Regions from separate parts of the Mus musculus genome. Here all the other regions are linked to region 3. The links are chromatin loops, found by intact Hi-C in ENCODE. Cell type or tissue: heart. All regions are shown on one strand.

The links. A loop is a pair of places that touch in the nucleus more often than their neighbours do. Peaks named below come from ENCODE experiments on the same cell type or tissue, not always from the same donor. Only the 100,000 strongest peaks of a DNase experiment are listed, where the experiment ranks them.
Region 1: a loop joins it to region 3, with 4 times the contacts of the local background. A loop is called at or near these places in 14 of 42 quality-filtered maps.
Region 2: a loop joins it to region 3, with 5 times the contacts of the local background. A loop is called at or near these places in 37 of 42 quality-filtered maps.

What each region holds. Positions count from the first base shown.
Region 1 is chr8:94,580,674-94,588,673 of GRCm38, reverse strand. It overlaps Psme3ip1 (proteasome activator subunit 3 interacting protein 1), which reads left to right. Exons shown (of 8, transcript NM_028221.4): 4 at 573-671; 5 at 1,229-1,350; 6 at 5,660-5,790. Among named protein-coding and RNA genes, the nearest start is that of Psme3ip1, 17 kb to the left of the region's middle. In heart, a CTCF peak has its summit at 4,033 (motif pointing right); no DNase peak of the experiment used is centred here.
Region 2 is chr8:94,487,991-94,495,990 of GRCm38, reverse strand. Nlrc5 (NLR family, CARD domain containing 5) reads right to left here. Exons shown (of 49, transcript NM_001033207.3): 14 at 7,340-7,408; 15 at 6,410-6,478; 16 at 5,569-5,661; 17 at 5,083-5,166; 18 at 4,421-4,510; 19 at 3,616-3,660; 20 at 2,873-2,950; 21 at 1,638-1,721. Among named protein-coding and RNA genes, the nearest start is that of Mir7072, 13 kb to the left of the region's middle. In heart, CTCF peaks have their summits at 3,379 (motif pointing right) and 3,854 (motif pointing left); DNase peaks (open chromatin) are centred at 3,400 and 3,780; H3K4me3 peaks cover 520 bases; H3K27me3 peaks cover 2,462 bases.
Region 3 is chr8:94,327,288-94,335,287 of GRCm38, reverse strand. Slc12a3 (solute carrier family 12, member 3) reads right to left here and starts at 6,080. Exons shown (of 25, transcript NM_001205311.1): 1 at 5,775-6,080; 2 at 4,765-4,911; 3 at 3,562-3,637; 4 at 1,966-2,061; 5 at 1,616-1,755; 6 at 1,157-1,267; 7 at 204-315; 8 at 1-7. The coding sequence starts at 6,050. It also overlaps a transcript of Nup93 not described here. In heart, CTCF peaks have their summits at 1,763 (motif pointing left) and 4,412 (motif pointing left); DNase peaks (open chromatin) are centred at 4,355 and 4,849; H3K27ac peaks cover 267 bases; H3K27me3 peaks cover 2,044 bases.

The DNA of each region.
Region 1 (8,000 bases), 250 kb before region 3:
GTATGAGGGTGTCAGATGCCCTAGAACTGGAGTTAAAGACAGTTGTGGGCCACCATGTGGTTGCTGGGAATTGAACTCAAATCCTCTGGAAGAGCAGCAAGTACCCTTAACCACTGAACCAGCGCTCCAGCCCCTCATTTAACTCTTTAATCTTCGCAAAAACTCTGCCAAGAAGGTGATAACTGTCCTCACTAGAGGCTCCCAGGGTGAAGTAAGCTATATGAATTCTCCACAGCAGAACCAGTACTCCGTATTTACCCTCCTCCCCCCACCATAGCGCCTGCCAGGAGATTCTGCTAGTTGCTTGCTTGCTACAAGTGGAGGGGCAGTTTGAACTGAGATGCTGCTAATAGGTTTGAACTGGCTGCCCATCCAGTTAGTAACGTGACATTAATAGTTGTCTTTGAAAACCGCCTGCCCCCTTCTGTATGAGGTGCAAAGGGAAACTAGACTTTGTGTTATTTTCACCCTCAGATATATAGAGACTTAACTATTTTTCCAACTCTTTGTGATTCCAAAATAATATGAAACAACCTAAATTCTGTGTCTCCTTTATCCCGTGTCCCTTTCAGAATGTCCAGAGGAGGCGTATGACCCTCGGTCTCTGTACGAACGGCTGCAGGAACAGAAAGACAGGAAGCAGCAGGAGTATGAGGAGCAATTCAAATTCAGTAAGCTTCTGAAAATGGACGTTTGAGGGACTCACTGAGCCTTTTGATGTACTTTAGCCTCGTGAAACCATCTTTGTTACTAGCAATAGAATATCTTGATTATCCAGCCTCCAGGAGCTCAATTCAGTGGATAAAAGACCATCTTCTGCCTTCCTTCTGACTTAGAGCTTAAGATATGATTTGAATTCTGTGCTAATTTCTAGTAATGTGAGAAATGCTTTGACTTGATGCCATGCTATTTATTAAAATTATGGTGTTTAATAATTCTTCCTTGTAATTGCCCAAAGAATCTGCTGCTTGTTTAAAAAGGAAAACGGCCAGCAGTATGGTTCATGAGTACCAGTGCTGGTTGTGTGAGCTAACAACCTGCGTTGATCCCCAGATCCCACAGTTGGAAGGAGAGAATCGACTCCCAAGGGCTATCCCTTAGCCGTCACGTGTGTGCCCTGGAGCATGTGCACACGCACCGAACACAGAATAAACGTGTGGGGAGGGAAGGTCAGAGAAGGTTGTTTGTCTCAGTCTCCTTAGTGCTTCTTGTTCACTTATTTCCTCAGAAAACATGGTAAGAGGGTTAGACGAAGATGAGACCAACTTCCTTGATGAGGTTTCTCGGCAGCAGGAGCTGATAGAGAAGCAGCGGCGAGAAGAAGAACTAGAGGAACTGAAGGAGTACAGAATATCCTTTGTGCTTAGAGAGAAATGCCTCGCTTTCCTCAGGAGTATAAAGAGGCCTTCCACCTGGCCCTTACAGTTTGTCAGCACTGATGTCTCTGATTCTGAGTGATTGATTGGCTGTGACTAGTGGGGTGTGTTGTATGTGCATATCTATTGTAATCAAAATTCCATGTTTTTCAGGATTAGCCAGGCATAAATTCTCACAGTCAGTAGCGGGGTATTCTTGCCTTGTAGAATTAGACTTAGATGGGCGTTGTAGCCAATCTCACTGGGGAGACATTATCACGTGAGATTTAAAAAGTCATGTTTCTGGTCTTTTCTATGTATGTGCACACAGTGCATGCTTACTGAAGTCAAAGAGAATCTCATCCAGTGGCCCTCTCTCCCACTGCTTTAGGCCCTTGGATAGGCTCTCTGTGAACCTGAGCCCTGCTATGCCAGCTAAGCTGCCTGGCCAGTAAACTCCTAGGGTCTGCCTGTCTCCACCATGCCTGGTTTGGACAGTCATGCTCAGGATTGGAACTTAGGTCCCCATGCTAGCCCAGACAGTTACTGAGCCTTCTCCCCAGACCTAAAAGGGCCTGTTCAGAAACACTCTGCTTACTCTTCTGGTTTTAGCAAGATTAGACTATCCTCCCATACACTGCGAACTACTCCCGAAGTGGGCTCAGGGAACAAGGACAGTCATTTTACTTTGACTTAATAGTGCCTTGTTGGAAACATCTACTTGTATAACTTTCCCATTTTCCTGAGATGGTCTCACTGCATAGACTAGGTTGGCCTTAAAGACTCTTGCTTCTTGAGTGCTAAAGTTACAAATGAATACCATGTGCCTTTGAATGTCTTACTAGGCTCCTGCACGTCTTACTTAGATGATGAACAGTCGTCAGTTCATGCCACATTGACCCCAGTCATGCTTCCCTCTATTATAGCCTTTCCCACCTTCCCTGTCTCCTCTACTCTGCCTTAGCCAAAAGTACGTACGAAGCGTTCTCCAAACCTCTCTAAATCTTGTTGTCTTTCTCATCACTCTAGACTTTCTTCTGTATTGCTAGGGTTACTACTAATTGGTTTCCATTTCTCTTTGCCCTAACAATCTGTTCTTTGGGCATAATGGGAAATTGTAAAAGTTATCTGGCAGCATGTAACTTTGAAATACTCCAGTGATTTTTTTTCCTCCCTGTGGCAGTTAGTCTAAAGTAGACCTCTTTTTGAGACAAGATCTCACTGTTTAGCTCTGACTAGACTAGAACTCACTTTGTAGACCAGGCTAGCCTTGAAATCAGAGAGATCACCTTCCTCTGCCTCCTGAGTGCTGGGACTAAAGATGTGCACCACCATGCCTGGCTCAAGTCTGCATTCGTTCATCAGTCTCTGCAGAGCTCTGCATGACTTATGATAAATCTCCTGGCCTGGTGTTCTGTAGCCACTCTTCCTGACGTTTACTCTACTCTAGCCTCTGCCCTCCTTGCACATCAAATGGATTCTATTGCAAGGCCTCAAATTCATGGTTTCCTCAACCTGAAATGCCCTTCCCTCAGATTTCCCAAGGCTAGCATTTCATGGCTTAGGACTCAGCTCTGTATGCCTTTCCTCAAGCACTTTGTATGGTTGCAGCTTCTGATTGCTGTACCATTACATCCTGTTTACCACCAAATGGTATTACATGTAGTGTTATCTGGGAATTTATACATTCTAAGCACGTACTCTATTGAGCTACCCAAGCCCCATCATTTTGTTTTAAATAGGGTACATGTTCATTTGTTTGCCTGGCTCTTTTTATCTCTTTACTGCTAAGATGTAAAATAAGTTCTGTAACAACCAGAATGACTGAATTTTTTTTTCCTGGTGCCTGGAATATTGTAAATTCTCAATAAATATATAAATAAATGAGTATATAGCCCACAGGAGCTATTGATAGTCCATCCTAACTTTTACCCATCTACAAGGAAGCCTATTTGGATATTTTAAGCTTTGTAAGTTGAGTAAACTCACTGTTCTGTTTGAACATGCTTCATCAGTGAATTGGTAATTGATGGTAGGACAGTCAGTGTGCATCCTGGCTGGCTTGGAATTTACTATGTAGACAAGGTTAGACTCAGGGACAGAGGTCCACCTGCCTCTTTCTCCCCAGAGCTTAGATTAAAGGTGTCTGTCACTATGGCTGGTTTGATAGTAGGATTTTCTGTTTGTACTAGCTAGTATTTTCCTGCAGAGTGTATATACAGTAGGTCCACTAAACAGTAGTGTGGGCAGCAGTGTGGCCAGATACTCTGTGCCTTAGTGACAAAGTTATAAGTAGAAACTGCAATGTACTAATGACTTTGACATTTTTTACTAGGAAAATTAAGTCTCTTGTTTCAACCCCCCTCCTACCCTCTCACCATCCCAATAAAAAGGAGCGTTTGGGGCTGACAAGATGATGACTTGAATTTGATCTCTGGGACCCATATGGTAAAATAGAGAACTGACTCCTGCAAGGGGCCGTCTTACCTCTGTACACTTGTGGGAAACATGCATCCCTGAGTGTGTGTTTACATGTAATTTTAAGAAAATGAAGATTGAGGGGTGGCAAGGTGGTTCAGTGGTAAAGACATTTGCCACCCAGCCTGGTGTGTGTGATGAGGTAATCTCTGTTTCTCCATCTTTCAATGGCTTCTTCTTGGGTGTCTTGGGCACTAGATGTCACTGTTGTGCAGTAAGGCACTGCTGCATCCTAACAGCTGTCAGATATTTACCCGCTTAGGAAGTTATGAGGAAGAGCCTAAAACGGAAGGAACATATGCTAGCGGAGAGAACAGCAGGGGTGACAGCCTGTGAGCTGGTGATGACCATGATGTGACAAGTGCCCTGCTTAAGGATTTTCTGCCTTTAGTGGTACTGGGGAGTGAGCCTAGGACCTTACATATGCTAGGCAGCCTCGCTAGCACTGAGCTATATCCTAGCCTTTTTTCTACTTTTTATTGTGAGAAAGGAAAGTTAAAAGCTCTGGGATGGAATGTCAGTCAGAGCTGGGAGCATAAGTACTGGCTGCAGGCTTTGGTTCAAGTGCATGCTGAGAGTTGATGCAAAGTTACCCCTCAGTTTTAGCTGTAAACAATTTTTTTTCTTGGTTTTTTTGAGACAGGGTTTCTCTGTATAGCCCTGGCTGTCCTAGAACTCACTTTGTAGACCAAGCTGGCCTCGAACTCAGAAATCTGCCTGCCTCTGCCTCCCAAGTGCTGGGATTAAAGGCGTACGCCACCACTGCCCTGCTCAGCTACAAACTTAAAACTGACTCTTCTGACCCTCTGCCTTCTGCCCAGAGGACAGCAGAATAACAGGATAGGTTGACACAGCTGTGGCTGGCTTGACCCCTCTATAATCCAGAGTAGGGCTTAACACTCTCAAGTAGCTGGAATATAGACCTTCACCAACAGGTCAAACCTGTCTGTCTCTCTCTGAGCCTCTCTCTGTGTGTGTCTCTGTCTCTGTTTCTCTCTCTGTTTCTCTGTCTCTGTGTCTGTCTGTCTGTCTCACTCTCTGTCTTTGTGTCTATGTATGTCTCTGTCTCTCTCTGTCTCTCTGTGTGTGTGTGTGTGTGTGTGTGTGTGTGAGAGAGAGAGAGAGAGAGAGAGAGAGAGAGAATATGCATGTGGAAAGTTAGAACATTTTATAGGAGTCTTTTCTTCCTTCTACCATGTGTGTTCTGGGGATTGAACTCAAGTATTGTGGCAAGTCCTTTACTCCCTGAACTGTCTTGGCAGTCACATAACAAAGATCTTAAGGAATATAAAGGAAATTGAGAAGTTATTATGACTTCCTTAGAAATAAGTAACTAAGTCTCACCTTTGAAAGGTGAAATGCAGTTTTGCAGAATGTCCTCATGACTGTTGGTGACACTCAGATGAGAACCATAAGCAGCAGCTTGTCCTGCTGGTACAGCACATCAGAACACTTCAGTGAGAAGATCATAAATGCTACAGACATAGAACGGGAGTCCAGAGGCCGTGTTCAAAAGCATAGGCAGGGCTGGGTGCAGGTGCATTCATGAGTGTGAGGCAGCAAATTACTAAGACCTGACCTTCACACATGAACGCAGTGATACACACGTGCCTTCATTCACACACACATGTACACACACACATGTACACACACATACATACATACAGGATCTGGTGCTTTAGATCTAGATCCCAACCATTTGGGAGGCCAAGTCACATTTAAGTTCTGCCGAGGGGCCAATGGATTATATTTGTTGTCCTCTGGATTTACTTTCGCTCTGGAGCATTTCTTCCTTTGGTTAATCTGACCCTTAACCTGTAACTCACAGTAATCTCAACAAGGTTGGAATTTCTGCAGAAAATAAAGAAGTAGAGAAGAAGCTGGCCGTGAAACCCATAGAAACCAAGAACAAGTTCTCCCAGGCAAAGCTGTTGGCAGGAGCTGTGAAACATAAGAGGTCAGCGAGCGTGTGCCCATGGTGAAAATCTCCTCTGGCCACATAGTCTGAAATGCCACTTGCAATGGTGCCCAGAGCAAGTGGTTATTCAGCATGTTGCTGGGACAATGCTCCAGTGTGCTTGCCTTTCTCTCTCCCCTGCCAGATTTAGTGTCCCGGTAGCCTTTGCTCCTAGCCTGATTGGATCACTCATTCAGCTGACATACAGCTCCTTTTCCCTGAGCACCTGCTGGAGGTTAGATTTCCTCTAATGGCCTCACAAATTGCTCTCCCCCGTTCCTCAGAGTATTGGTTATTCTGACCCGTTTTACAGATGGAAAGACAGCTGGAGAGTTGAAGAACTTCTGTCCACAGTTGTCAGTAATAAAGCAAGAGTTCGGTGCTGAGCTTTGTATCTGTAGGCAGACGAGGCAGCAGATGCCTCAGGATTGCTGCTGGTGATGGGGTAACAGCATCTCGGAGGAGCACAGCTGGAAGTGTGCTTCCTGAAGCTAGAGAAGGGCTTAGAAAGATGTTGACAGGGTAGGGCACCGGGACTCTGGACAGGCAAGGGAGAAGAGACCCAGAGAACAGCTGCTGCAGAGGCATTGAGAGAATGGGGCAGCTGTGACAGGTTAGAGACCTGCCTACCGCTCACTCTGACTGACGTGGGAGTAGCACTGCTGGAGATTCTGATAAGTTCTTTGTCATGTTTGCTCTTCCCTTTTCAAATCCTGAAATGGCACCAAAGTGATTGAATCAGCTTGACCAACCAGACCGTGGGCAAAATGCTGTAAAGTGCAGTCTATTAGGAAAATCAATATGGTGTATTGGCAACCAGCCACATATTTTGAATAGAGTGTATTGATGCAGCCTTGTGGTTTGGCACATCCTCTATCTGCTGCAGATGTTCCTAGGAACACTGAGCACATGTAAAATGTCATCGTGGTACAGCAGCAGCAGGGGGAGGATTGTGGTCAGAGAAGAAGCCTTAACAAACCATGAATCTTTAAACACCCCATGTAAGCCTCCCAAAGTCCACCAGCTCTCAGGAGTCAGACCTGGGCCAGTTTGATGAGTCTCCAGGTGGGCAGTTACCTCTTAGGTACTCTTGCACTGCCAAATGGTGTTTCAGCTGTCTCCCTTGATCAGTCTTTATATCATACTTAGGAAAGGATCTGTTAGCTTATTTGGTGATCTGTATAGAGTCTCTCTTGGGTTTTCAAAATGCATCACTTAATGTTGCTTTCAAAGCAAGGTGACACATTAGCCTCTTGGGGCAGGAGTTTCTGAGCTTCTCTGCCTTGGTTTATTAATGTCAGTAATGTGGACTCCTAGGCTTCACACCAATTCTAGTTTAGTAACACACACACACACACACGATTAATACGTTATAATCCTAGCATCTTAGAGGCTATGAAATACGGTTCTTAGTTTTTCCTTACTAATCCTAACTTAATTGTGTTGTGGTATTGTGGTTTGTATATCCTAATTTTTATTTTAAAGATGGAATCTCCCTGTGTAGCCCTGGCTGGCCTGGATCTTGCTCTGTAGACTAGACTGCTCTTGTGCTAGTATCCCAGGTGTGCTCCACCATGCCTAGCAATCCTGGTTCTTTGGCAGGGCTATAGGCTATGTCACTTGTTCCTGGAGTTAATGTTCTAAGGGACTTTGAGGAGAATCTGTGTTGGGTCTGACTCTCTCTGCCTATGAATCAGGATGTAGCTTTCGGCTACTGCTGTAGCGCCATAAAGCTGGTGTGCTCCTTGCCATGATGATAACGGACCAAACCTCTGAAACTGTAAGCAAGGCCGCAGTTAAGTGCTTTCTTGTAAGAGTTGCTTTGGTCATGGTGTCTCTCCACAACAGAGCAGTGACTAAGACCTCAGGGTTTTAGCTAGCTGTAGTTAGGCTGATAGTGAGGAATAGTGGTCAGAGCGCCCCAGCCTGTTTGATGCTAGTATTTGCCTTGATCCTTCCTTCCTTTTTTTCTTTTGTCTTTCGAGACAGGGTTTCTCTGTGTGGCCCTGTCTGTCCTGGAACTCCACTCTGTAGATGAGGCTGGCCGCAAACTCACAGAGATCCACCTACCTCTGTCTTCCAAGTCCTGGGATTCAAGGCATACACCACCATGCCCGGCTGCTGTGGTCCTCTTTTTATCCATGCTTCTGGGGGTGGGGGTGAGGGGGCTACAGCACTTCCATTTATAATCTTTCTGGGTATTAAGTTAT
Region 2 (8,000 bases), 160 kb before region 3:
TGGCCCAGATGGGCCTCAGGGGGCTTCTCCACTGTAATGCCTTAACAAACACACAGTGTAGCAGATGCTGACTCTCTGTAACTTTTTTGAAACATTGTCTAAACTTATTCTAAAGGAATTTGTTTAAAAGAATCAGTTGGGGAGGGTGACATCTGAGATGCTCCCTGGGACCTATGTGGTGACCTGCGAGAACCGATAACCATGAACTCCACTGAGTTCCACTGAGTTCCGAGAGTAAGCACCACAGCTCGCACACCCTCGTATGTACACAAAATAAATAGAATAAGCTGTAAAAAGAAACAGTGAACTGAGGACTGGTGAGATGGCTCCAAGGGCAAAGATACTTGCTCGCTGCCAAGCCTGACAACTTGAATTCAATCCCTGGGATATGACTCGTGAAACTTCTCCTCTGACCTCTGAACACACACTGCACGTGTGGGTACAACACACCCCCTCCCATCCCCAAACAATAAGTGAATAAATGTAATAAAATGCTTTTAATGAATTGGACTCACACGACCTGACCCTGAGAGAAAACCACACTGTCACTGAATAGTAATTAGCTGCAGGGAGATCTCCCATGGCTGGATTCAATCCTTTCAGACGATGCAAACCCCTCTTTCTGGGTGTGTTTTGTACGGAGAAGTGCATAGGAAACACACCTGAGGTCTACACGGATTAGCTTGTCCAATGGTCTGGAATTGATTTGAGGTGGAGCCAGAAGTCAGGGCATGAGGTTGCTACAACCTGGGAAAGCAGGTTTGATGCAGGTGAGACTATAGGCTCACTAATCGGAAAATCCAAAATCCAAAGTCTGTAATAGTTTGAGCGCTGATGTCACACTGCAAGTGGAAAATTCCAGTCCTGACAGGTCCCAGCCCTAAGTGCAGCAGGTCCATTATAGAAACGGGATATTGCTTTCAGAGGGCTTACACGAAACGAGTGAATGTTGTGTTTAGACCCGGTTCCCTTTCCCAAAGTATCCCATTCTGCATATGCAAACATTCCAAAATCTGAAGAAAATTTAAAACCCTTCCAGTCCTGAGTATCTTGGATAAGAACTACACAACCAGAAAGTAAAAACATAGTATACAATGAGCGAGAGGAGGACAAGACTGTGACAAATGACACCATGATTCGGTGAGAGGACGGGTTTGCTTAGCGAGGGGCTCCAGCCTACAGTTTTTAAAAAGGTTATTCTTGTATAAGAATCTTAACACTGACTCCCAAGGAAAGGCTCAATGTCTTGTTCACAGAAGTAGAAACTGAAGTACAAGGACTCAGCCAGCTTCCATGTGGCTGAGAGAACTCCTGGTTATGGTCAAGGGCCTGGTTGTTCTGAAGTGTGAGGTATTTCAGGGACAAGGGGTTCAAAGGTGATGAGATTAGCCATAGAGGCAGGATGAAGGAGAGACTTGTGTGGGGCTCTGAGACAGAACTCCATGTGGTCCAGTACTTGAGGCTCCTGGGAGAGGGCCTGACCACTGATGGGTCTCATAACTGGCAGAGTAGGGCTGATTGGTCTGGTGGAAGAAGGCCGTCAAAGATTTATCAAGTCTCCCCTATAAGCCCTCACCCAGTTTTCTGCACAGCCACCCAGCCACCCTGTGCACTCCGGGTTTTGTCTTATTACTTACTGGACTTCCAGAGGCCCTGGGCTCTTCTCCAGAGTGGCACAGAGGAAGGTAAGGCTCGTGGGTTCCAACTGACACTCTTGAAGGCTGAGAGAGGGAAGAGGATGGGGCTTCAGAGAGGACCCTTCTTCTATCAGACACCCTCCCCAGAACTGCAGGCCTCAGGTGCCTCTCCTATGCCCCGCAGAGCACACTCCCCTTCCCAACTCTCCTGTGACCAGCCATCACGATATCTACATCAAAGCTGCTCCACGTGGTGACTCCTCTCTGTCCACCACCTCTGCCGGAGCCCAGGCCTCATCTTCACTCACCTGGATTCCTTATCACCTCTGACTTCCACTCTCGATGTCACAATCCATCACCACCCTCTGAGGGTCTCACCTTTTTTTTAATTTGTAAAATGTGTTTTGCCTGCATGCATACACATGCACCAAGTGCATGCCTGCTGCCCACGGAAGACGGTGTCAGACCCCCTGTTATTGGAGGTAGGGATGGTTGTGACCTGCTGTGTGAATACTGGGAACCGAACCCAAGTCCTCTGCAAGAGCAGTGAGTGCTCTTAACTGCTGGATCCTTTCTCCAGTTCGTGTTTGATCTTTCAACACTGAGAATCTAATGGGGCCTCCCCACTGCTCAAAATCCACTGCTTAAAGCCCTCAGTGGTTCCTTAGTACCCTTAAGTAAAAACTGAACACCCCGCCCAAGCTCTGCTGCTATGTGCTCTAGCTACACTGCAATGCTTCCAGACGTGCCCTCATCCTGGCCTTTGTTCATGTTGCCTCTCCTGCCTGGGGCATGACAAGTTCCCTCTGAATAGCTCTGTTGGCACCAGCTTAGGCATCTCTTACTTAGGCAGCTCTGATGGGAGAATGCCAGGTCTCAGGAAGGTCTTCTAGCCCCTTGTGGCCTAGTTGGGAAATCCCCTAGATCCCCTTGTGGCCAGACTTTTCTGGAGTATGACATAAACCCCTTTCTAGAAATGAAAGTCTCAAAAGCAGACAGAGAGAGAGTCAGGGTGGGGGAGAGTGGGTTTCCAGTGTGTTTCAGAGATATGACAATCTTCTCTTAGGAGAGTGTCAGGCCTTAGCTCCACTGAGGTGATCCAAAGGGCCCAGCAACCCCCAGAGCTAGGTCCCCTGTCCTTTTCTTTTCCCATCTCTCAAACTCTTTTAATTTATAACCCCGAGCTCCTGGCTCTGCCCAATCCCTGACCCCTAAAGAAAAGTGGGAAACAGTACCAGAAGCTCCGGGAGGTGTACCGCTGACTCAGCTCCAGTACCTGGACTCCAGTCTGGAATTTTGGTTCTAGTGCATCCCTTGGAGGGGGAAAAGCATAGCAAAAAGAAAGCTTGAGCCACACCTGGGGGGCTCCCACGCCCTCAGGACTTCCACACCTGGAAGGGATCTGGAGATTTGATTCCAGCCAGGCCCCTCATTGTTCAGGTGGAGGAACTGAGATCCATGAAAGGGAAGCTGGGGCGAGGAAAATCAACAATTCACACCCGTCCAGGGCAGCCCCCAACCAGGTGAGTGGAGACAGAATGGAGTGCCTCCCCTGCCACCACTTTGTCAAAACCGTATTTCTGTCTCCCTGATCCACAATTCTTTTGCCCTGAGATCCCGCAGAGACCCTAAGCTAGGGAACCAAGAGCACCTAAGCCAGGGGCTAGCCTGGCTTCTGATCGCCTGCGTTAGCTGTGGTGAAGTCACTGCCCAGCTGTGTGGACAGCCTCCAGGGTTCGGGCCATGACGCCTGTTGCCACCAGGGGGCAGCTGGAAGAGCCTGTGAAGTGCTAAATTGGAGTTAGCCTGGTTTTGCAGGGGCTTGCTGACTAGTTAGCCAAGCTGCCCCAGAGACCTCGCCAGACCTGGCGGTCATTCTTGGGCACCAAAATGTCTGTCAGGGTGGAGATTGTGCATCCACAAGAAGCAGGAATCAGAGCTACAGGCTAGCTCGACTGCCCAAATCTCCTCTCCTCACCTGCTGGTCCCAGCTCCTCGAAGGAAGATGCAGTCACTCTCAAGGCTAAAAGCGAAGAGGAGGAAGCTGGTTGAGAAGAGGCCAAGGGTCCCCTCCCGAGAAGGGCTTAAGGGACCAGGAGATAGCCTGCCACCCAGGGACTATAGTAACAATGGATCAATCGACAGCCACGGTTAGTCTTGGTTGCAGGGCTCTTGGCCTATTATTTCAGCGCCCTCTCGTGGTAAAGCAGGAGAGAAGGCAGGCTTCCATGCTCTATCCAAATAAGGACATAAGAACCCTAACGTTAAGGACCAGCATTGGCCACCTGCCACCACACCTCTATTCTTAGGATTCTCAGGGAAGGAGGAGAAAGGCAGAGGGTTTTTACAGGCTTTTTATATGGGGGAGATCCAGGGCTGTGGGTTGGCTGGTGCCTTCCCCTCCAGCTTCATAAACTCTGGAGATGCCAGTTAAGCCAGTCCCTGAGCCCCGAAGGCCACCAGCCAGCCCCTAGTTTGCTCAGGAGTATCTAAGGACAACCTGGAGGGTAAGGGAGAGTGGAAAGATGTTTGTCCCAAGGAGAGTTTGGAGAAATTTGATTGTTCCTGGTACCATGGAGCCACAAACTTTACTGATTCATTCATTCATTCGTTCGTTTGTCCATTCGTTCATTCATTTATTTCATTCACTAATCCTAGCACACCTTCACTGCACCTGGTATCATCTAAGATCCTGAGGATGACCCCAAATGACCTGTAAAAATGAGGCCTCAGCAGGGGCTTATGAGAGGAGGGAGAGGGTGGGGGACAGGGCAGCCACTCACCTGACATCTAAGTGGAACACCCACTGCAGGGAAGACAGACACTGGACCAAGCTAAAGACAGCATCCATGGACAAGCCATTCCTGCTGAGGCTGAGGATCACACAGTGACAGTGGTGAAGGACTCAGACACGCTCTCTGAATTTCAGAGCACAGGGCCAGTGATGGGAGTGTCTCTGGCCGCAGATGGCAGACCCCAGTGAACCCCCAGGTGACCATCACAACCCTCCCCCCCAACTTCACTGCACAGCTGTGGAGATGAGCTAGGCAGGTAGGAACTTGCTCAAGGTGACAACTGGAGCCCAGAGCGCCCTCTGAACTCTATTTTGCCGCCTGATAAGGGAATGGCGGGACTCAGGGTAAATTAAAAATGGGAGGAGACTCCTTAACAGGAGCGGGAGGAAAGCTATCTCTTCTCCAAGGAGACACAAAGGAGCTGCTTGGAGAAGGCCTGAAGCAAACGGCGGGGCCCTGAGTTCTTTGAAGTAAGTCAGTGTTTAGTCAAGCCAGGGGGAGGCCTTGTTGAACACTTGCCTGTGTGTTGCTGTGGGAAGAGGGCTCATACGCACTTTCTGGTTACATCTTTACTGTATCCAGAAGAAGACCCGAACAACCCCTCTCACTGGTGGGAACCCAGAGGCCTTGGGGGGTGGTTAGTTGCTTACTTCAAGGACTTCAGGGGACCCAGTCCTGGGAGCAGCTCGGTTAGCAGGATCACTCCTTTGCCCCCCAAAGAGTTGTCTGATAGGCTGGAAAGGAAGAAGCAAAGGTTAGTGGAGGATGTAGGTTCTGCTTTGGCAGCAGTGTGGTCACCTGGTTCCTGGGACCAGGAACCCAATCTAAGCACTACGTCACAACTCTGCACTTCACACACGGGACACTTCCATCCCCCTACCCCCACCATTCTTTCTAAGATTTGTGGTCTTCTGGGAGCCAGACATGGCTGCAAAGGGCACCAGTGTGAGATGTATATTTGGAAAGAAAGTCACTGTCCCTCCCCCCTCGCCCCCCAGGTCTCTGAAGGGTCTCTGATGTCAATGAGAAAGAAATCTGGGGATCAGACTCTTCAAAAGAAAACAGGACACCTGCATTCTATCACCAAGCAACACTCTACTGTCCCCACCGCTGCCTTTCTGGAATCAAATACTCACTCAAGATGATCCAGGTTGTGGGTCTGGCAGCTGGCTCTCAGTGCCTCACAGAGCGTCTCTGTGTGCTTGGCCAGGAAGCCACAGTGTGTCAGCCTGCAAGGGGCAAGACCCACACAGCTCTGCAGTGCCCACCAGACACTGTATCCAGAGGAAAGCTGCCCCTAGTGGGCAGAAGGGTGGGATTGTGGTACATGGCATTGAGAAAGGCAGGAGGACTAACACACAGCATGCCCCAAATAGCAGAGAGGCATAGGGCTGGGGTTGGAGAGAGAGAGAGACAGAAATAAACAAGAGAGCAACAGAGACAGACAGGTTGAAATAGAGACAGAGACAGGTAGAGATTGCATCAGGGGTAGTTAGAGATAGACATAGGCAGAGACAAAGAGACACAGAGTGACAGTGGCAGAGACAGATAGGGACAAAAAGCAAAGACAGAGGAGAGATAAGAATGAGGACCTTGGAGAAAGAAACAAACTGTGAATGAGATAGGCAAGGAGAGAGACAGACAGACCAACCGACCGACAGACAGGCAGGCAGGCAGGCAAAAAGAAGGTGATGTTGATGGGAAGATGCAGAGCTGAGGGGAGCCCAGGCTGATGCCCAGAACTGGGGATCAGAGGCTCATGGCTCCCCTTTTCTCAGTTCAGAGTCTCTCCAGCCCAGGGTGCAGGGTACAGGATAGGGCTGCCTAGACAGTAGGAGGAGACGGAGGGATGGGCTATGCAGGAAACAAGAAGTTGACAGCCATAACTCCTTGACATGGCAGGTTGTGGTGTCTTCTGGGGAGCCTTTGAGACAGGCTTAAGGCTTGGGGACAAGGAAGGGAATATTGCCATTGTACCTGATCCTTCGAGATCTCTGGGACAACTCGGAGGTCACAGGAGACACGAAGCTGATAAGTGGTGCCCTCCTGGAGGAACACATAGCAAGGCCAGACTCAACACATCTTGCCTCTGGTTCCAGGGTCCATTGCCAAACTCACTGTCAACCTTTCAGTCTCGGTGCTTAGCCAGGGTCGTGAGACTTTAGTCTGGCATGTGACTGGGGCTAGCCTCTCTCTGGGACTAGTTTGGCACATGTGAGTTGTCTCAGTCTAGTGCTAGCTAGCTGTACACTTACATTGAGTAAGTGCTCAATTCACCTTGGTTATGGTCACCATTAATATCATTGTCATTATCACCACAGGGGATGGTAGAGATGACAGATCCCCTCCCACCAACCTTCAGAGTTCAGACCCTATGCAATATGCAATAGCCTGTGATTAGACACACAAGACACAGAGCTAAGCCTCTGGCCATGTGCTGCAAGTCCCTCAAAGGAGGGAAACATATACCCCTTTGCCAAAGGAAGGTAGGAGTTCTGGCCATATCAGAACGCCATGCCAGACAGACTACTCTCAATATTTAGGCTAAAACCTTAAGCTTCCATTGAATAATTATTGTCTAGCCATCCCAGCCTGGCCTGGCATACCAGTAGTCTGCCCTCTGCTCCTTTTTCATCAGACCCATGTCTCCCGCCACACCTGCTCACTGCCTGACCCATGGTGAATTCTTGATCAGTATTTCAGACAGGATCTCATGTATCTTAGATGCCACCATGTTTGACTTGTACAGTGTGGGGAAACTGAGCCCAGGGTTCCATGCACTATCACACAAACACTCTGTCTTCTGAGATACAGAGATAGGCCTACTTTGTGAGTTCCTATCTAGGTCTTCCTGGGTCAGGGAGGGCACATCTCCACCCCAAAGAGGTGCACATACTGGGTCCTTACCCCTTGCAGCTCCCCTCCTGCTCCCTCGGCTCCTGGGCAAATGTGAGTACCACGGTGTTGTTTAGCAGGCTATGGAGAAGAGACGGGTAAGGGAAGGTTACTGGCACCACTAAGGCACCACACCTGCCCAAACTAAGCCCCTTCCTATGACTTCCTATGAGGCTGTGAAGTGTGATGCTTTCCTGCTACAGAGGCTTCAGGGTTTTCCTGTTCTGGTTTGTCTCTCAGTTTACAGCGTGCCCTCTCTGCCTTCCCTGGGTGGGGTGGGGGTGGGGGTTTCCTCAGATCCTTGCAACACTTTGGGATGTGGGTGCTGTCTCCCATGACATGCTGTATATCTCAAGGATCACTGCGAATGAGGCCCCCAATCTACTATGTGAGAGAATCTGGCTTCCCTCCAGCCCTTTGAGGGGTGCATGAAGCAGACCCTTCATACAGCTGAGAACCAAGAATGAGGCTTTCAGGAAAGCACTGACATTCGTTCACATCTGTCCTCTGCCCCTCACACTGATAGAGATAGGACTGTGGTTGGACCAGGGGGCAGGAGGTCACAAGTCACTTGGAGATTGTTCTCAGGAGAAGCTGGGAGGAGACCAAAGGAAGTTGAAAAGAAGAGGGCCCACAGGAGCTGGGGACACACAGGGCACTGCATAGTTTGTAC
Region 3 (8,000 bases):
ATGTCCCCTGGAAAAACCAATGCCTAAGTCAGAGCCACCCACAGGGCTTAGCCATCTAACTGGGCCCAGTCAAACAGCAGTGGGATACCTGGAAGCCTGTGGCCTTGGGAGGAGATCCGGCCTCTTGTGCCCATGTAAGGAGTCAAATACACAGACCCCCATCCACTGAGTCACCGCCAAGGGAAGCTCCTGACCTCACGTACCATGGTAGCTGTAGAAGCCTTTAGAGGCTTTGTCTTCAGATGCTGGGATCAGTGTGCCCACCAGGTAGTTGGCAAAGGAGACCATGATGACAAGAAAGAATAGCACCTGGGCCTGGAGTAAAGGACACCGGAGGTCAGCCTTCAGGGGCCTGCAGGGTCACTCACTCCCTTACCCACGTGACTGCCTCCTCATCTCAGTCAGACAGTGAGGAGTCAGGGACGTGACAGCGAACAAGTTGATCTGAGACTAGAAACAGGAGTTATGATGGAGTCAGGTCGGGGGCTACGTTAGCAGAGTGTTCATTCCCAGCAGCAGATACTGTCAAGAGGGCGGCTGGAGAAGCACAGAACCACCTGGAGACTGAAGAGCCAGGAGGCCAGAGAGCAACATGGAGAAGCAAGGCACGCAAGCCAGGCCCCTGCCAATCAAAGGCTCCCCCTGGGCCAGCCTGCTGGCTATAGCCCAGTGATTCTTTGGTTTCCTGATATGTAACCTCTGACATTTGGCTGAATACAGGATTTAGCAGGGTTGAAGAACACATTTTCTTGCCTCCCTTTGTAGCTCTGTGTGGCCAATAGGGTGTGAGCAGGAGTTATGTGCACAACCTTTGGCTTAGCCTAAAAGTGTGGCTAGAGAATTCCCTTCTTTTCTTTCACTCCTCCCTGCCCCTCCACCTGGACCACAGATGTGACAATGGTGGCCACTGTGATCCAGGTCAATAAGGGCCACATTCGGGGATGGACAGGTCACAGGATGGAAGGAATCTTCACGCCCCTCCCCTGCTCCATGGAAACCACCATGCTAGCCCTACACCACATCCTTAGGAGGGTTACAGGACGTCTCAGGGTTTTTCTTTTATCCTAGTGGCCACACTTCAATCCTAGTTGATACACTAAGAAGAGGCAAAGCCAGAGCCAGGTCTGCCCTCTCCCACCCAGCATCCCCTCCTCACCTTGGACTCCCACTCCATCCCAGCCAGCGAGATGGCCAGCAGCACAGTGACCGTGACCACACCGATGATGCGGATGTCATTGATGGGGTCTACGATGGGTGTGCCATACTCCTGAGTGGGGGAGCAGGCCAGCTGTGTGTTCAGTCTTCACATCTGTTCCTCCAGAACCCCAACCCCACTCCACTTAGGGCATACCCTCCCCCAAAGGGCTACTGTGTGGTCATGGACAACATGGCCCAAAGGCAGCATGCACCCCAAAGGGGGCTTGTGAGGATGGTCTATACTTAGTAAAGACTTTTATTGTCACTCAAAGTGACAAGATGTAGCGTTGGTCACTGGTAGGGAAGGTTAGGCAGGAGAAGGAAGGCCCGGTTCAGTGAGGAGCAGTGTGTGTGGGGGAGGTGCTGGGGGGTGGAGGGGGGTTGTCCCACTCCCTCTGCCCCATGCCAGGTCCCTCACCTGCAGTAGGTCCCTTACGGTTTCTGCAAAGCCCACAGTGTGCATGGCCACACCCACAGCATTGGCAAAGGCGAAGATGAGGCCAATGGAGCCTCCCAGCTCTGGTCCCAGACTCCGGGAAATAAGGAAATAGGTGCCACCTAGCGGGCAGAGCAGAGGGCCAGAGAAGAAACTGTAGTGCAAGAGGGGCAGGACCAAGGGCCACAAGGTGGACAATGGAGACCAGCTTGAGAGGTAAAGAGCCCCTACAAGTCCCCATCAGAAGCAAGGTGGGCATGACAGGGTACGCCAGGGGTGGGGCAGTAGCTCAGAATGCATGGTGTCCAGATAAAGATGGTCCCAGAACTCACCCGACTTGACCTTGCCATTGGTAGAGATGGCGGAGATGGAGAGGCCGGTGATGGATGTCACCATGACCGACAGCAGGATGATGAGCCAAGTCAGCACTGTGTGGGGGTGAATGAATGGGAGCACCCCAAAACTCAATCAACACACTTCTCAGGTCAGCCCCCTCAATCCCCATGTGACCCGAGTCCCTTTCTCTGAGCCTTAGTTTGCCACCTGAAGAACTGTGGGTCTCAGTCAGAGGCCGAGGTGCAGACCTGCCACCCCAGAATTTTGGAGGTAGAGAGTTCAAGGCCAGCCTGGGCAATAGAGAGAGAAGCCCTGGGCGTGATGTCACATGTATTTAATCCCAGCATTCACAAGGCAGAGGCGGGTGGATCTCTGTGAGTTCAAGACCAGCCTGATCTACATAGCAAGTTCTAAAACAATCAAGTTTACATAGAGAGACAGAACTCACTTCAAATAACAGCAACCCCCACAAAAAGCCCCCAAATATAAAACTCACTAAAAATAAAGACTAGAGATATAGCTCAGTTAGGACAATAAAAGTCTATTAAATAGCACAAGGCCTGGGTTTGAGCCCTAGTACCACATAACCCAGGCATGGTGGCACACACATTTAATTCTAGGAGCTAGAAATCCTGGTAGCTAGAACTCTAAGGTCATCCTTGGTTGTTACATAGTGAGTTTGAGACCTGGGATATACAGGAGTCTGTCACAAAAAAGCCAGAGCACCTGGGAGTTAGCAAGGTGCTTGGCTCACAAGCAGGATGATCTGAGTTTGGTCTCTACAGCCCACACCAAAGTCTAGGCAGGGTGGCATGCACCTGCAAGCCCAGTACTGAGGAGGCAGAGATTGGAAGATCCCTGGGGCTTGCTGGCCAGCCAGTCTAGTCTAGTTAGTGAGATCTGGGCCAATGAAAGATCCATCTCAGAGGAGGAGGATGGCTCCTGAGGTAGATGTCTGAGGTTTTCTCTGGACTCTGCACAATCAAATATAAAGATGCACAAGACAGCATGTGACACACACACACACACACACACACACATCTACCTCCCCAGACTAAGATAAGGTTGGTTTGTCTACTTTCCTTGGTGAGTTGATTAATAGCAAGTTCATGTGCCAATGTGTGAATAGTTTGCAGGCACAGAAAGAAAGTCGCCCCCTTTGGCAATATAAAGAAAGCAGTAGTTACCATGTACTGAGAGCCTTCAGGTACTAAAGCCTAGGCTGCCTTCCAGCACCTTGGAAGCTGCACAGCAGCTCTGGAGGCAGGAACTGTCATCAGACTCGTTTTACCCACGAGGAAACCAAGGCTCAGAGATGGTTGGCACTCAAGGCTACCCAGCATCTGAACTCTGGTCTTCTAGAGTCCCAGTTCTGAGCACAAATACTCTGCGCTAGAAGTCGGCTTGCCGAGGTACCCTGACACTGCTGACTCTGCATCCAATGGTCTCTTCCACTCCACCCCACCCGTGGCTGCTGCCATCTGAGGGTGTGCTGGGAAGGAGCGGACCTAGCCTGGAGTCTCTACAGCCCAAGGGGTTGGGACCAGAATGCAAGCACTCGTGCATTCCCTTCTCCTTGAGGTGGCACTCACCGATGCCCGCCTGCGCCGTAATCCAGGGGAGTCGCAGGTAGAGGATCACTCCCCAGATGTTGAGCATGCAACGGATCTGGCAGGAGAGTGGGGTTAGAGGCTTCCTGAGGGCCAGGTGCCCAAAGCCAAAGCCTCGTGTGCTTGTTCCCAGGTCTAGGGGACACCTGATGTTTCTTGTGCTCTCCCTCCCATGGGATCAGACTGCCTGGCTTGGGGGTGAAAGGGGAGGACAATTTTTATCCCACCTCCTCCCACTCTGCCGTGGAGGCCTGGCCAGCCACTGCCTTGGGCAGCTTATTGACCCCGGGCATAGTATTCTGAAGGCATCAGCAAAAGCCAGGGGAAGCCAGCACCCCACGTAGAGCAGAAATCAAAGCTCAGGTTGCTTCCATATTAAAGGCAAAGCCAGAGGTCATCACTGGGGCTGAAATTCCAAATGGGAGGGTCCGACAAGGCCTTTGGCCCTGCCAACTACTAGGGCCAGGTAGGGACGTGTGACCTTCACACTCATGAGATTTCTGGGGCTCACATCTGCTGAGATGAAAATCAGGGTGTGCCTGGTTCTGGCTAACACAGATCAGGGGGGTGTCCCAACTCTGAATGTGGAGCCCCCGGGGAGGGGGTGAAGGCTCTGGTTCTGCTTTCTCCTGTACCCCATCCCCACATCTTTGTAGAACCCTATATTGTCTTTCAAAGTCAAGGGCATTGAGTCTTTACTTCCTGAAGGGTTACTTATGCTTCATACTACAGCTAACACTAGGCTGTACCATGGTATGCGATGGGAGAGGAGGGATTGTCGATGTGTATGTTAGTGCTGCCCTCTAGTGGCCATGTGGGGAATTTCTTCTAATAACCCCCTAGCAGGCATTGATCCAAGAACTCTCACACCTAACAACTATTTTAATGCTCAGTTTTACGGGTGAGGAAACTGAGGCAGGAGTAGCTAAGTAACTTTCCTAAGGCTACAACACTAGTGAGTAGCTAAGCAGAGATCTTCTTAGGATTGGGTCTTGGCCAAGAGCGCCCAAGAACTGTGGGAAGCCAAATACAATTAATTGGAGGCCACTGCTGATGGGGAAACTGAGGCCCAAACTGAGCTCCAGGTCTAAACTGCTCACTAGGGCCTGAGAGTCAAAGCTGAGGCTGAATGGGGCTCTACCCCCACCCTGTCTAGACATCAAGCTCCGGGCCACAGCCACTCACCATCACCCCCTTGACCCAGCCGAAGCGAACAGGTTCTCCAGGGCTCTTCTCACTGTTGGTGCCTGTCTCATCTTCCACAAGTCCATCAGTCAGCTCACGACCTTGCCGTCCATCAAAGGCCAGGGCATGCAGGTGGCTACCTTCCTGCTGGGGGCCCAGAGACCAATAGGAGTCAGGCAATGGGGGTTAGGGGCTGGGTGTCTGTATTCAGTCTTGCCTGCCCCACTTTGCCACACAGGCAGCCCTTGGACAGCTTCCTGGGTACAATGCTACTCGAAGCTTGGAGAAACACCAGAGAGAGCAAGCAAGCTGAGCATTCAGAATGCTTCTGCTCCGGGAGGCTCCTCCCCTCTAGGGCAGAGGGCTGGAGTCTGACAAGCCTGCAGTCTGAGAAGTGACACGGGATGGGAGGTGAAGCAGTATGTCACACGCCACACACCAGGTCTCTGACACAGAGAGTCTTGAACCCAGGCCTGGACTCCAGCATGGTCATCTTCTATTTCGTATTCCTACCAACCGCAGCCTACTCTGGGACCTTCATCCCAGTACCTATCTCAGCATCCCTATTCAAACAAGGGGTCTTGTTTGGTCCCTTCAGAGGGAAGCTTTGAAACACGGAAGAGTGTTAGAGGTTAGAACATCCAACTGTTGGTGAAACCGTGAGGTGACAGGGATTGGACCCTCCAGCCTCCCAGACAGCGAAGCCGATGAGCTAATATTTGAGAGGGCTCACCATGCTCCCTCCCTCCCTCTCACAGTCTCTCCCAGCGGTGTGCAACCTGCATTTGTATAAGCAGCAGGCTATGCTATCATTGTGCTGCCGGTGCCTGGACAATATGTATTACTTGTGCCCCCAAGCTTCATGGCACCTCTGTCCACTATTCATTTGGGTGTCTTGACCCTAGAGGAAGATGCCCAGTCATTTTCACAACACGAATGACAGAACATGTTGGGCAATCATGCCAACGTTACCCAGCCAGGAAGCGGCCAGTCTTTGAACTTCTGCTTACCTTGAGGAATGAATGCAGGTCAGCCAGGGTGGGCCGCACCTTCCGGGGCTCACCGGGCAGAGCGCTGTTAGCATAGTGTTCGTAGGCCGGCACCACGTCTATGGTGTTGTAACCGAAGGTGCGCATGTATAAGGTGCTGCCGTGTGTTAAGTGGCTGGGCTGGCTGCTGTCACAGGCAGCTGGTGGGGGCTCATCGCCTCCCATCAGTGTGCTGATGGTGAAGCGCCCACTGCACAGAGCATCGCCAGGCAGCTCTGTCACGGGGAGCTCTGCCATTATGGCTCTGGGTATCAAAGGAGGGGACAAGAGTGGGCAAGGGCACTGAGGGTGGCTTTATAGGCTGGGAGGAGGCGGGAGCTTGGTCCAGACCGCCCATGGCAAGTGAGCAGGGTCTCTGCCAGGGTGGGGGGCGGAGCCATAGCAACTGCTGTCCTGCCCCCATTTATCTGATCATTGACACAGGGGCCAATTTGGAGCAGGAGGGCTGGGCTAGAGCCAGGGCCACATCCCTGAGTCCTGCAGTAGCCCTTCTAAGCCTAGGGTAGCAGAGGTTCTGCAGCTAGGACCCAGGAAGCAGCAGACATGAGAGAGGACCCAGAGAAGGCCTGCTGCAAGGTGCCTACCTACACTGCAGGTTAACAGTCCTCGTGTTGGGCACAATGTATTTCTTTCATTTTATTTACTAGTTTGAATGGATGTCATCTTAGGACATGCATATAAAAAAAAAGGAAGTCTGCCTTCCGATCTCCATCCCTCACAGTCTCAGCGTCTTTCCTGATACATTTCAATATACATAAGCCATTGTGATTAGTGGCCTCAAGCCAGACCTGCAGCCACCTCTTGACTGACAAACCTTGAGAGCTTGGTGCTGGCCACTGGCCTCTAGGGTAAACAGGCACAGTGCAGCCTGACCTACACATTCACAGGCTGGCCTACGGGGCTGTAGTTTGGAGCCCAGAGCAACTGGTCTTTCCCTCCCTGGAGCCATGCATTGTTCCCATGAAGTAGGAGATCTGGTCAGCAAAGGCTCCTAAGCCATTGCAGGGGCATTGCCCTGGGGTATGAAAGACACTCTGGGTCTTGATGATGAACTAGTGGATGTTGGATGTGTCCTAAGAAAGCAATGGACTTGTAGCTGTGAGGGGTCCCAGAGTCAGCCCTTACATTAATGGCCCCACCCATAACTATCTTTCCCTAAGAGGCTGGGCGTTCAGTAATCCATGGCTGTGGGGCACAAAAGCCTGGCATCCTGCCCTGTCTCTGGAACCACCCAGTGTTTCCCTGAATCATCTGAGGCTTAGGGCTACCCTAAAGCCCGCTCCCTCTGCCCTCCCAGACACATGTCCTGAATTTGCTCTCAGTTACTTCCCAGTGAGGTGACCCAGCCCCTTACAAGAATAGGAGACGACGGTACATGCTTCTTGCTGCTTTATTGACTATAACAAAGATTTGGAATCGACCTTGACAATCAACAAATGAATGGGTAAAAAAAACTATGTATATGTATAAACCATGTATACATAAGTTATATAAGTATAAATTATATATATGCATGCTACTTGGCTATCAAGTTAAAATGTTTTCGGGAAAATGGACAGTCTCAGTATGAATATTAGGTGAGATCATACAACTTCAGAAATAAACCACACACTCTCCCTCCTGTGGAATCTAGCCAAAAATATATGTATGCATAAAAACAAAAGTACCCGTGGGTACAGTATAACATGAAGAAAGAGCATAAGAAAGGCTGAATATAAAGGAATGAGGAAGGATGGCACAAAGAGCAGGACACAGAAAGGGGACAAAAAGCTGATGTATTCCTAGTTCTAACTCCGTCACAGTTTTTTATTTTTTGATTTGGATGGTGGACAATTGCAAAAAATACATTTGACACTAAAGGTGTAAAATTTAACATGAAGCTCTATAGCTTCTGTTTCTATGCCAATTCTAACTGTATAGAAGTTCACTAAGTTGTACTGACCTTGGGTATGGTTAAATTTTGTTTGAATATTATTATTAACTTGCAAGATTTTTTTTTTCCAGACAGTAATAGTCCTGGCTGGCCTCTAATTCACTTTGTAGACCAGGCTGGCTTCGAACTCACAGAGATCCTTCTGCCTCTGTCTCCCAAGTACTGGGATTAAAGGCGTGTGCCACCACATGTGGCACAAGATTTTTTTTTAATGAAATTTAAAATAAGTTTATGGAATTTAAAATAAGATCTGA